Regions from separate parts of the Homo sapiens genome. Here region 1 is linked to region 2. A link is a loop called in an ENCODE intact Hi-C map of the cell type or tissue named here. Cell type or tissue: tibial artery. All regions are shown on one strand. Links, peaks and the distances in the headings refer to the core of each region. The heading gives the core; the rest is flanking DNA. Region 1 has its middle 49 kb from the start of ELN. Region 2 has its middle 53 kb from the start of TMEM270.

Evidence for each region. A loop is a pair of places that touch in the nucleus more often than their neighbours do. Peaks named below come from ENCODE experiments on the same cell type or tissue, not always from the same donor. Only the 100,000 strongest peaks of a DNase experiment are listed, where the experiment ranks them.
Region 1: a loop joins it to region 2, with 2.4 times the contacts of the local background. A loop is called at or near these places in 5 of 110 quality-filtered maps.

The regions. Positions count from the first base shown.
Region 1 is chr7:73,976,673-73,982,046 of GRCh38, reverse strand. No RefSeq gene overlaps it. Among named protein-coding and RNA genes, the nearest start is that of ELN, 49 kb to the left of the region's middle. RefSeq lists an enhancer at 2,634-2,928. In tibial artery, for the core only: no CTCF peak of the experiment used is centred there; a DNase peak (open chromatin) is centred at 2,636; H3K27ac peaks cover 1,897 bases.
Region 2 is chr7:73,911,869-73,917,242 of GRCh38, reverse strand. No RefSeq gene overlaps it. Among named protein-coding and RNA genes, the nearest start is that of TMEM270, 53 kb to the right of the region's middle. In tibial artery, for the core only: no CTCF peak of the experiment used is centred there; no DNase peak of the experiment used is centred there.

The DNA.
Region 1 (5,374 bases), core at 167-5,166, 65 kb before region 2:
CCATGTTGCGGCATGTATCAATAGTTTCATTCTTTTTTTTATTGCTGTCGCGTTTCATTATATGCTCATAGCCGGATTTGTTTATCCTTTTACCCCTTGATGGATATTTGGGTTGTTTTTAGTTTTTGGCTTTTGCAAATAACTCCGCTATGAATATTCATGTATAATGTGTGCAAAGACGTCTTCACGTCGTTTGGGAAATACCTACGGGTGGAGTGGCTGGGTCTTTTGGTAGGTGTATGATTAGCATTTTAAGAAACTGCCAAAAGGTTTTCAAAAGTGGCTGTGTTTTCTTCCACAACCCCCGGTCATGAAGGAGAGTTCCAGGTTTTCCCCATTTTTAAATTGGGTTGTTTTTCTTCCTAGCATTGAGTTGTCTAAATACAACTGAAAAAAACATTTCAGTCTGTGGTGCATCTCTTTATCATTTTTTCCTTCCTTCCTTCCCTCCTCCCTTCTTTCCTTCCTTCCTCCCTCCCTTTCCTCCCTCCCTCTCCTTCCTTTCTTTCTTCCTTCCTTCACTCCCTCCCTCCTTTGTTCCTTCCTTCCTTCCTTTCTTCCTTCCTTCACTCCCTCCCTCCTTTGTTCCTTTCTTCCTTCCATCTTTCCTTCCTTCTTTTCTTCTTCCTTTTCTTTCTCTCTCCTCTTTTCTTTCTTTCAACAGGGTATCACACGGTTACCTAGGCTGGAGTACAGTGGTGCAATCACAGCTCACTGCAGCCTCGAACTCCTGGTCTCAAGGTATCCTCCTGCCTCAGCCTCCCAAGTAGTTAGGACTACAGGCACACACCACTGTACCTAGCTACTTAAAAAAAGTTTTTTTTTTCTAGAGACAGGGTCTCACTAAGTTGCCCAGGCTGGCCTCAAACTCCTGGCCTCAAGTGATCCTCCCACCTTGGCCTCCCAAAGTGCTGGGATTACAGGTGTGAGCCACCATGCCTGGCCTTTATCATTTTCTAAATAGTGTCTTTGAAGAGCTAAAGTTTTTTGTTTGGGTAAAGTTCAATTTGTGTGTGTGTGTGTGTGTGTGTGTGTGTGTGTGTGTGTATTTTGTATTCTTTGTGCTTTTTGTATTGTATTTCCAAAGTATTTACCAAGCCCAAAGTAACTAAAATTCTTTTTCCCCTGAGTTTTCTTCTGGAAATGTTTTATCATTTTAGCTTTTACAAATAGTTACGTGACCTATTTAGAATTAATTTTGGTGTATGGCGTATGGTAGGGGAAAGCTTCTTCCCCAGTCGGCTTTCCTCATTGAAGAATGGTTTGCTATGACTCCATTTTTTTTTTTTTTTTGAGACAGGGTCTTGCTCTATTGCCCAAGCTGGAGTGCAGTGGGTGATCTCGGCTCACTGAAACCTCTACCTCCTGGGTTCAAGCAATTATCATGCCTCAGCCTCCCAAGTAGCTGGGATTACGGGCATGAACCAGCATGCCCAGCTAATTTTTGTATTTTTAGTAGAGACAGGCTTTCACCATGTTGGACAGGCTGGTCTCGAACTCCTGACCTCAAGTGATTCACCTGCTTCGGCCTCCCAAAGTGCTGGGATTACAGGCTGAGCCACCGCGCCCAGCCTACAACTCAAATCTAATCCTGTCATCCCCTGCTTACACTGTTGTCCCCAGGCAAACCTCAGCCCCTCTGGCCCAGCTTTGTAGATGACAACTGGCCAAAGTCCATGTCTCCAGCTTTCATCTCCCTGTTCTGTGGACACTAAAACCCATTTGCCAAACATATCAAACGTCTCTTTCGCCTGAGGGCTTTCCTTATGCTGCTGGTTCTGTCTGGAAGTACCACTCATCATCCATCTTTTCTGTCACTACAACCTTTTTTTTTTTTTGGAAACAGTGTCTCACTCTGTTGCCCAGGCTTGAGTGCAGTGGCGCGGTATCTTGGCTCACTGCAACCTCCGTGTACTGGGTTCAAGCGATCCTCCTGTCTCAGCCTTCTGAGTAGCTGGGATTATAGGCAGTCACTACCACACCTGGCTAATTTTTGTATTTTTAGTAGAGACGAGGTTTTACCATGTTGGCCAGGCTGGTCTTGAACTCCCGACCTCAGGTGATCCGCCTGCCTCGGCCTCCCAAAGTCCTGGGATTTCTACAAGTGAGCCACACGCCTGCTATACAACCTTTGGGGTTTGTTATAGGTCCTTCAGGGGTTAACTTAGAAGCTGTCCCCTCTTCCCACCCCAAGAGCCTTGGATAGGGCTGATGGTTCCTCCAAGCCCCAAGTCCTGCTGAACACTACTGAACACTGGATTTATTTATTTATTCATTTATTTAATTTGAAGGCAAAGTCTTGCTCTGTCGCCCAGGCTTGAGTGCAGTGGCATGATCCTGGCTCACCGCAACCTCCGCCTCCTGGGTTCAAGCGATTCTCCTGCCTCAGCCTCCCGCGTAGCTGGGACTACAAGCACTACCATGCCCAGCTAATTTTTTGTATTTTTAGTAGAAACGGGGTCTCACCATGTTGCCCAGGCTGGTCTCAAACTCCTGAGCTCAGGCAATCCACCCGTCTCGGCCTCCCAAGGAGCTGGGATTACAGGTGTGCGCCACGGTGACCCTGAACACTGGACTTAGAATGCTCTAGTATTGCCTGCCTGCTTCTGCCTCTTGACTGGGCTTCCTCCAGGCAAAGGCAGGTGTTCCTTCATTCTGAATGTCAATCAACATATTTAACCACCTGCACCACCCTTCCAGGCCATACCAGCTAATAACCAGCCCCGCCACTTGGTGGCAGCATGCAGCATGACGCAGATGAGGCTGGGGCCTGGCTGTGGAGTGAACGACCTTTGCACACCTTGCCCTGCATCAACCGCATGGCTGTTTCCCTTGGGAGCTCTTAGTGGGAGGAGGAGCTAAGGCTGGGAAGGGAAGCAGAAGCTGAGGTTTTGGCAACACAGATTCAGGAAGTTGGGGAGAAATGAGCCCAGAAGCTCAGAATGGGTGGGGTGCAGGGCCTGAGTTGGGACACAGAAGGCTAGCCCCAGGTCAGGGTTTGTGCCCCCATAAGGAGCTCCCACATGAGGCCCCGGGACCCGCCAGCAGCAGCAGGTCTTTTGCACCATCTCCCCAACGCTGTTTAGGCAAGGGGTGAACCTGAGGTCACCCAAAGCCTCCAGCCGCTCTCCCAAACAGCCGCCTACCACGGGGGACCCAGGAGGCCAAGTCAATAACCCGAAATCATAAAATCTCAAAGGCGTCGAGCATTTGGAAGGAGGAGCAGACGCAGCAAATGGGGCCTTTTCCCAGGCAGCTCGTGTGGAACAAGAGAAACAGATTTACGAGCGTCTGGTTGAAGCCAGGTTGGGGGGCGGGGTGGGGATGGGGGGTTTGGTGGAGACGCAGAACGTTTCTAGTGCACAGGAAGGATGATAAATGGGAATGAGCTGCACGGGCTCCATGGCTGTGGTTTAAGATGCGTGAAATGCAGGCTCTCTCTTTCGTGTGCTTTGTTACAGATTTGGAAGAACATAAATGTATGTATCAGTGTTTCATGGACTCTCCCAAGACCTGCAAACTCCGGTCCTCCTTCCTCTGAAAGGTGGGCCATCTGAGAGCGATGTTGGACATGGGTGTGTACCGGGGAGCACGGGCTGGTTGCCCATCCTTGGCCCTGAACTTGGACTCCCAGATGTAGCCACATGGCCCAGACCTCCCCCCGACCCGGCGGCACGGCGGCTTGAGAAAGGCCTGCCTCTGAGTCACAGGCAAGGCTCTAACGCTGTCTGTGGACTCTGGACTGAGACCCACAGGCTTGAAGGGGAAAGGGCACCCAGTTTACAGTCATGTTCATGCACACGCACACCTGCACACGCACACACCTGCACATGCATGCCTGACCACACATGCCTCCACATGTACACCTGCACGCACATGCCTGCACACACGCTTGCAAACGCACACCTGCACACACAATCTGCACACGCACACCTGCACACACATGCCTGCACACACACGCTTGCAAACGCACACCTGCACACACAATCTGCACACGCACACCTGCACACACATGCCTACACACACTTGCACACGCATGCCTGCACACACACTTGCACACACATTTGCACACGCACGCCTGCACACACATGCCTGAACACACACACCTGCACACTTAAACTCTTCCTGGTGCCAGATTTTGTCACAGGGAAGAACAAGGAGCCAGGTTCTCTAGAACCATCCCTCCCTCCAGCCTGTCTCTTGAGGATCAGTTGATTTATGGGGTCAGGGTCTCCTGACCCATTGGGAAACCTCCCTGCCTGTCTGTACCTTCCAGCACAGTCCAGGAGATCTGTGGGGTTGATGTCAGCTGCTCAGACACCCTCAGCTGGTATGAGACAGGTGGAAGTTTCTCAGGTCTGCAGCAGCCAGGTGGGGGGAACAGGGAGAGAGGATAATCCAGCCTGATCACCCCAGGCTCTGAAGGTCTCTCGGGGGAGGCCCCTGCCGGCTCAGATCTGTGGAAATGGGTTAGAAAGGGTCAGAAAGCCCCGGAGATGGTTGCCCCATGTCCACGTCCTGGGTGCCATGTCCTTGGGGCAACACTTCTCCCTTTTCAGCCACTACTGTCCCACCTGCCCTTTCTTCAGCCAGCCCCAGAGGGCCCGGGGCTGTTCTCCAGTGTGCAGATTCCAGGGACTGGTGCAAGGTGGGGTGCCCTGGGGGGCCACAGGGGTACAGAGGCTGCAGCTCTGAGCAGGGCTGGGGGTACCCTGGGAATTCAGCCCCCGCCTGCACAGGGAGGAGCCCTGGGCAGGTGGCCCTGTGAATCGATGTCTTCCAGGAGTTTGCAAACCTTCTGGCCCTGCTTTCGGGAGCCCCAGGGGATAGTCATCTGACCGCCATGGCCAGCCTTTAGAACTCCAGTCCCGAGGGACAGAGATGGGCTTAGGAAGTGTTCTGCAGCTCTGCCTGGCTGTCAGCACACCATAAAGAATGAGAAAGCGCTGCAGAGCCCTGCCATCTTGCACACGCACTGCGGGGGTGGAGGCGTCCTCCTGCACAGTCCCCGCGCTCCCTCCCCTCGGCCCTAGAGTTAGAATCCCTTCCAACTGTGGTCTCTGGTCTATACCTCAACCAGGGGACCAGTGCGGGTGCCTCAGCCCAGGACCGCCCAGCGGCAATATGACCACTCCAGTCCTGAATTTCTAGAGCTGGGAAGGGCTACCCTCCTTTTCCATCAAACCATCCAGGGCCAACGTGCGACCTCGAATCACCCTCCCTGGCTAGGACTACCCAGCCCCTCCGTGGCCTCAGGCTGTCTGAGAACTGCCTTTGACTTTGTTTCCTGGAGATGGTCCTGAGGGGCAGCCCTGGGTCTCTTGATCGTTTCTGGGAATATCAGGGTGAGTGCCATCCCCTTTGCATTTGCTAC
Region 2 (5,374 bases), core at 243-5,242:
CGCGCCAGGCCTAGAGCTGTGTTCTTAACCATGATAAGGTACCGCCTGACTGGAGATGTATTACTGTGTTTCTTCCAAAGGGTTGTGGACACGTTTCAGCACAAATAAATTAGCATACCCAAGTCAAACAATTGATAACACCTTCCCTGCACCCTCCAAAAGTCCCTCTAATCTTGTTCTCTCATTGTTTCCTTGTCAATCTCTTTTCCCCAAAAACAGCATAAGCCCCTCCTACTAGAGTCTGTCTCTGGGGGTTCCCCCCAGGCCCCCCGTTTGTGACCCATCTGGAGGTGGCCCCAGCCCCGGCAGTACTTACGGGATGGAAGTGTTGATCGAGGGCCCCCACCACAAGTCACCTGAGCTGCCAAACACGCAGAAGCTGGCCAAGTGGCGAGGCTGAGTGTGAAATTTTCCAACTCGTCTCCCCAGCCCGCTCAGCCCTGAGCCCCGCCACCCCAGGAAAGATGAGCTCACACAGAAGGACACTCCTGCATCTCGCCGGCTCTGAACTGCAAATGGGCGCTGGAGTCCCTTCCAATTTCCTAACTTGAAAAACCTGTCTGCACGCCCCAGATGCAAAGTGTGTTTGCCACGCATGATTGTGCTAAGGAACGGTGCCTGGGGCTGACTTAGCCTCAGCCCAGGCCCGAGAGCTAGGGCCTCGAGAGCGTGGCCTCACCAAGGCAGCCACACAGGGCTGGCTTTGGGGACCATGTCTGGAGCTTCAGGCCAAGTTAGTTAGCAAAGGTGAGGCTGGAGGTCAGGAGACTGGCAAGGAGGCAAGTGCTGAAGAATGATGCTGAGACTTGAACTAGAGTGGAGGCCATGAAGCTGGAGAGGAGGGGAGGCTCTCTAAGACATTCGAAAGCTGCCGGGGACAGGGCTTGGGTTCTCCATCCAGCTTGGTTGCTGGAGGTAAGAAAATGGGAGTAGCACAGGCCGGGCGTGGTGGCTCACACCTGTAATCCCAACACTCTGGGAGGCCGAGGTGAGCGGATCATGAGGTCAGGAGATTGAGACCATCCTGGCCAACATGGTGAAACCCCATCTCTACTAAAAATACAAAAATTAGCTGGGCATGGTGGCACGCACCTGTAGTCCCAGCTACTCGGGAGGCTGAGGGAGGAGAATCACTTGAACCCGGGAGGCGGAGGTTGCAGTAAGCCGAGATTGCACCACTGCACTTTAGCCTGGTCGACAGAGCGAGACTGTCTCAAAATAAAAAATTTAAAAAAAGAAAAGGAAAAGAAAAGAAAAGAAAATGGGCATAGTGAAAGAAGAGGGGGATCCATATCTGTGTGGCTAGAGAAGTGAAGCAGTGTTTGAGGTGGGTGCAGAGAGGGAGGTTCATCGGGGGGATCATGGAGAGGACAGTTGGGAAAGCATGGATTGTGAGGGACTTGGGGCCACCCAAGTAGAGATGTCACCAAGCAGTTGACTGTTGGCCCACTCTTAGAAGAGAAGGCAGGGGCTGGGCACAGTGGCTCACACCTGTAATCTCAACACGTTGTGGGGCCGAGGTGAGAGGACTGCTTGAGGTCAGGAGTTCGAGACCAGCCTTGGCAACATGGCAAGAACCTGTCTCTACAAAAAACTTAAAATATTAGCCAGGCATGATGGTGTGTGTCTGTAGTTACAGATAATGAGGAGGCTGAGGTGGGAGAATCATTACAGCCTAGTAGTTCAGGGTTGCAGCGAACTATGATGGTGCCACTGCATTCCAGCCTCAGTGACAGAGTAAGACAAGAAAGATAGAAAAGGAAGGGAGGGAGGAAGGAAGGAAGGAAGGAATGGAGGGCAGAGAGAGAGAGAAAGAAAAAGAAAGAGAGAGAGAGAGAGGAGAAAGAGAAAAAAAAGAGGACCGGGTGCAGTGACTCACACCTGTAATCCCAGCAGTTTGGGAGGCCGAGGCAGGAGGATCATTTGAGGTCAGGAGTTCAAGACCAGCCTGGCCAACATGGTGAAACCCCATCTCTACTAAAAATACAAAACTTCACTGGGCATGGTGGCATGCACGTGTAGTCTCAGCTATTAGGGAGGCTGAGGCAGGGGAATTGCTTGAACCTGGGAAGTGGAGGTTGCAGTGAGCCAAAATTGCACCACTGCACTCCAACCTGGGTGACCAAGTGAGACTCCATCAGAAAAAAAAAAAAAAAGAGAAGAACAGAAGGAAGAAAAAGAGAGAAGGACAGAAGGAAGGAAGAAAGAATGAGAAAGGGCTGAATGGAGACTCTTGGATGCCATCTTCACTGGACTGACGGTCAAAGCCTCAGAAGGGCATAAGATGGCTAAGGTGATGGCCTAACCGTAATATAGATGGAGTCCAGAAGGGTCTTGGGGGAAGGCCCATCCAGGGCTTCAGGAGAATCAAGACAGGGACAAATGAGAGTTCAGAAGGGCAGGGAGGACCTGGCAGAGCAAGCCCATGGAATTCTCGGGAAGACAGGAAGACTAGGGTTCAAGAAGCAGGGACTGGGGTATTTTCTACACCGACAACCAATAGCCTGATTCTCCAGACACCAACTGGGTGTCCAACAATTCAATTCAGGCTGGGCGTGGTGGCTCATGAATGTAATCCCAGCATGCTGGGAGGCTGAGGCAGGAGGATTACTTGAGCCCAGGAGTCTGAGTCCAGCCTGGGCAACATAACAAGACCCGATCTTAAAAAAAAAAAATTAGCCAGGTGTAGTGGCGCACCTATAGTCCCAGCTACTTGGGAGGCTGAGGTGGGAGGATTGCTTGATCCTGGGAGGTTGAGCCTACAGTGAGCTATGATCACGCCACTGCTCTTCAGCCTGGGCAACAGAGCAAGATCTTGTCTCAGAAAAAAAAAAAAATCAATTCAATTCTGACACTAACCACCCAGAATGGCTTGAACCCATTGAAGCAGAGGTTGCAGTGAGCTGAGATCATGCCACTGCACTCCAGCCTGGGTGACAAAGCAAGACACCGTCTCAAAAGAAAAAAAGAAAACAGGCTGGACATGGTGGCTCACGCCTGTAATCCCAGCACTTTAGGAGGCCGAGGCAGGCAGATCACGAGGTCAGGAGATTGAGACCATCCTGGCTAACATGGTGAAACCCTGTCTCTACTAAAAATACAAAAAATTAGCCGGGCATGGTGGTGGGCAACTGTAGTCCCAGCTACTCGGGAGGCTGAGGCAGGAGAACGGCGTGAACCTGGGAAGCGGAGCTTGCAGTGAGCCAAGATCACGCCACTGCACTCCAGCCTGGGCGACAAAGCGAGACTCCATCTAAAAAAAAAATAAAAGAAAGAAAGAAAGAAAACAAAGAAATCAAATCATTAATAGTAAACTTCTCAACAAAGAAGAGCCTAGGACAAGGTCGCTTCATTGGTGAATTCTACCAAACGTTTGAATAAAAAAAAAAATGCCAATTTTTTCTTAAACTCTTCCTAAAATTGCAAGAGGAGAGAATGTTTCCCAACTCATTCTATGAAGCCAGCATTACCTTGATACCAAAGTCAGAGAAAGACACTATGAGAAAACTACAGATTCATATCTGTCATGAGTATAGATGCAACAAAATACTAGCAAACCAAAGTCTGCGGCATGTTAAAAGAATTTTACACCATGACCAACGACCAATGTGAATTCTCCCCAGAACGCAAGAGTGGTTCAACACATGAAAATCAAGCTATATAATACACCACATGAATAGGATGAAAGGAAGGGGAAAAAAAAAAGCACACACACACATGATCATTTCAGTTGATGCTGACAGAGCATTTGACATCACCCAGCTCCTTTTATGATTAAAAAAATCAACTAAGAATGAAAGCAAACTTCCTCAACAAGAAAAAGTCCACAAGGCTGGGCTCAGTGGCTCATGCCTGTAATCCCAGCACTTTGGGAGGCCGAGGAAGGCAGACCACTTGAGGCCAGGAATTTGAGACCAGCCTGGCCAACATGGAGAAACCCCGTCTCTACTAAAAATACAAAAATTAGTTGGGCGTGGTAGCGGGTGCCTGTAGTCCCAGCTACTCAGGAGGCTGAGGCAGGAGAATCGCTTAGACCTGGGAGGCGGAGGTTGCAGTGAGCCGAGATTGCACCAGTGCACTCCAGCCTGGGCAATAGAGCAAGACTGTCTCAAAAAAATAAAAATAAATAAATAAATAAAATGGACAAAGAACTTGAAAAGACATTTTACCAAAGTTGATATACAAATGATGAGTATCTATAATATTCATTAATAAATACATTCGAAAGCACTCAACATCATTGGTCATTGGGGAAATGCAAATTAAAACCTCAATATACGGCCGGGAGTGGTGGCTTACGCCTGTAATCCCAGCACTTCGGGAGGCTGAGGTGGGCGGATCATGAGGTCAGGAGTTTGAGACCATCCTGGCCAACATGGTGAAACCCCATCTCTACTAAAAATACAAAAATTAGCGGGGCATGGTGGTGCCTGCCTGTAATCCCAGCTACTCGGGAGGCAGAGGCAGGAGAATCACTTGAACCAGGGAATCAGAGGTTGCAGTGAGCTGAGATCGCACCACTGCACTCCAGCCTAACGACAGAGTGAGAATCCGTCACACACACACACACACACACACACACACACACAAACTCAATATACCACTATATTCCCATTAGAATGGTTTGTGAACCAATGTGAACCTGATAGAGCCAAAGCTTCAAGATGGATCTTGAGTGGCTAACTGGGCCTAAATTTAAAATAGAGCCAAGTTGACATTTGCTAACTAGAGGCACTCTATGCTCCTCAAAAACTCCCGCCTCTGTTCAACTTTGGGACTCCAGAGCTCACCTGAACCAACCAATCAGAACTAAGCAAGTTTCAATCCTTCATTTGCATAAACGAACACGATTGGGAACCTGGGCGGGAACTTTTGCTGTAAAACCTGAGCCCTCCCTTGGTTCTCTGGAATGCACATCTTCTTTGACACTGAAGGCTGTGTCTTCTGGGTTTGCAAACTGTTCACTGGAATAGTCTCTTTCTTCCAAATTCATCTTCGGAGAACTTTTGTACAAAGGCTAAAATGGAAATGATTAGGGGCCAGGCACGGTGGCTCACACCTGTAATCCCAGCACCTTGGGAGGCCGAGGCAGGCAGACCATGCGAGGTAGGAGTTTGAGACTAGTCTGGCCAACATGGTGAAACCCCGTCTCTACTAAAAATACCAAAAATTAGTTGGGTGTGGTGGTGCATGACTGTAATCCCAGCTACTTGGGAGGCTGAGGCAGGAGAATCATTTGAACCCAGGAGGTGGAGGTTGCAATGAGTGAAGATCGTGCCACTGCACTCCAGCCTAGGTGACAGAGAGAGACTCCATCTCAAAAACACAAAAAGAAAATGACAACACCAAATGTTGCAGAGGTTATGGATGAATG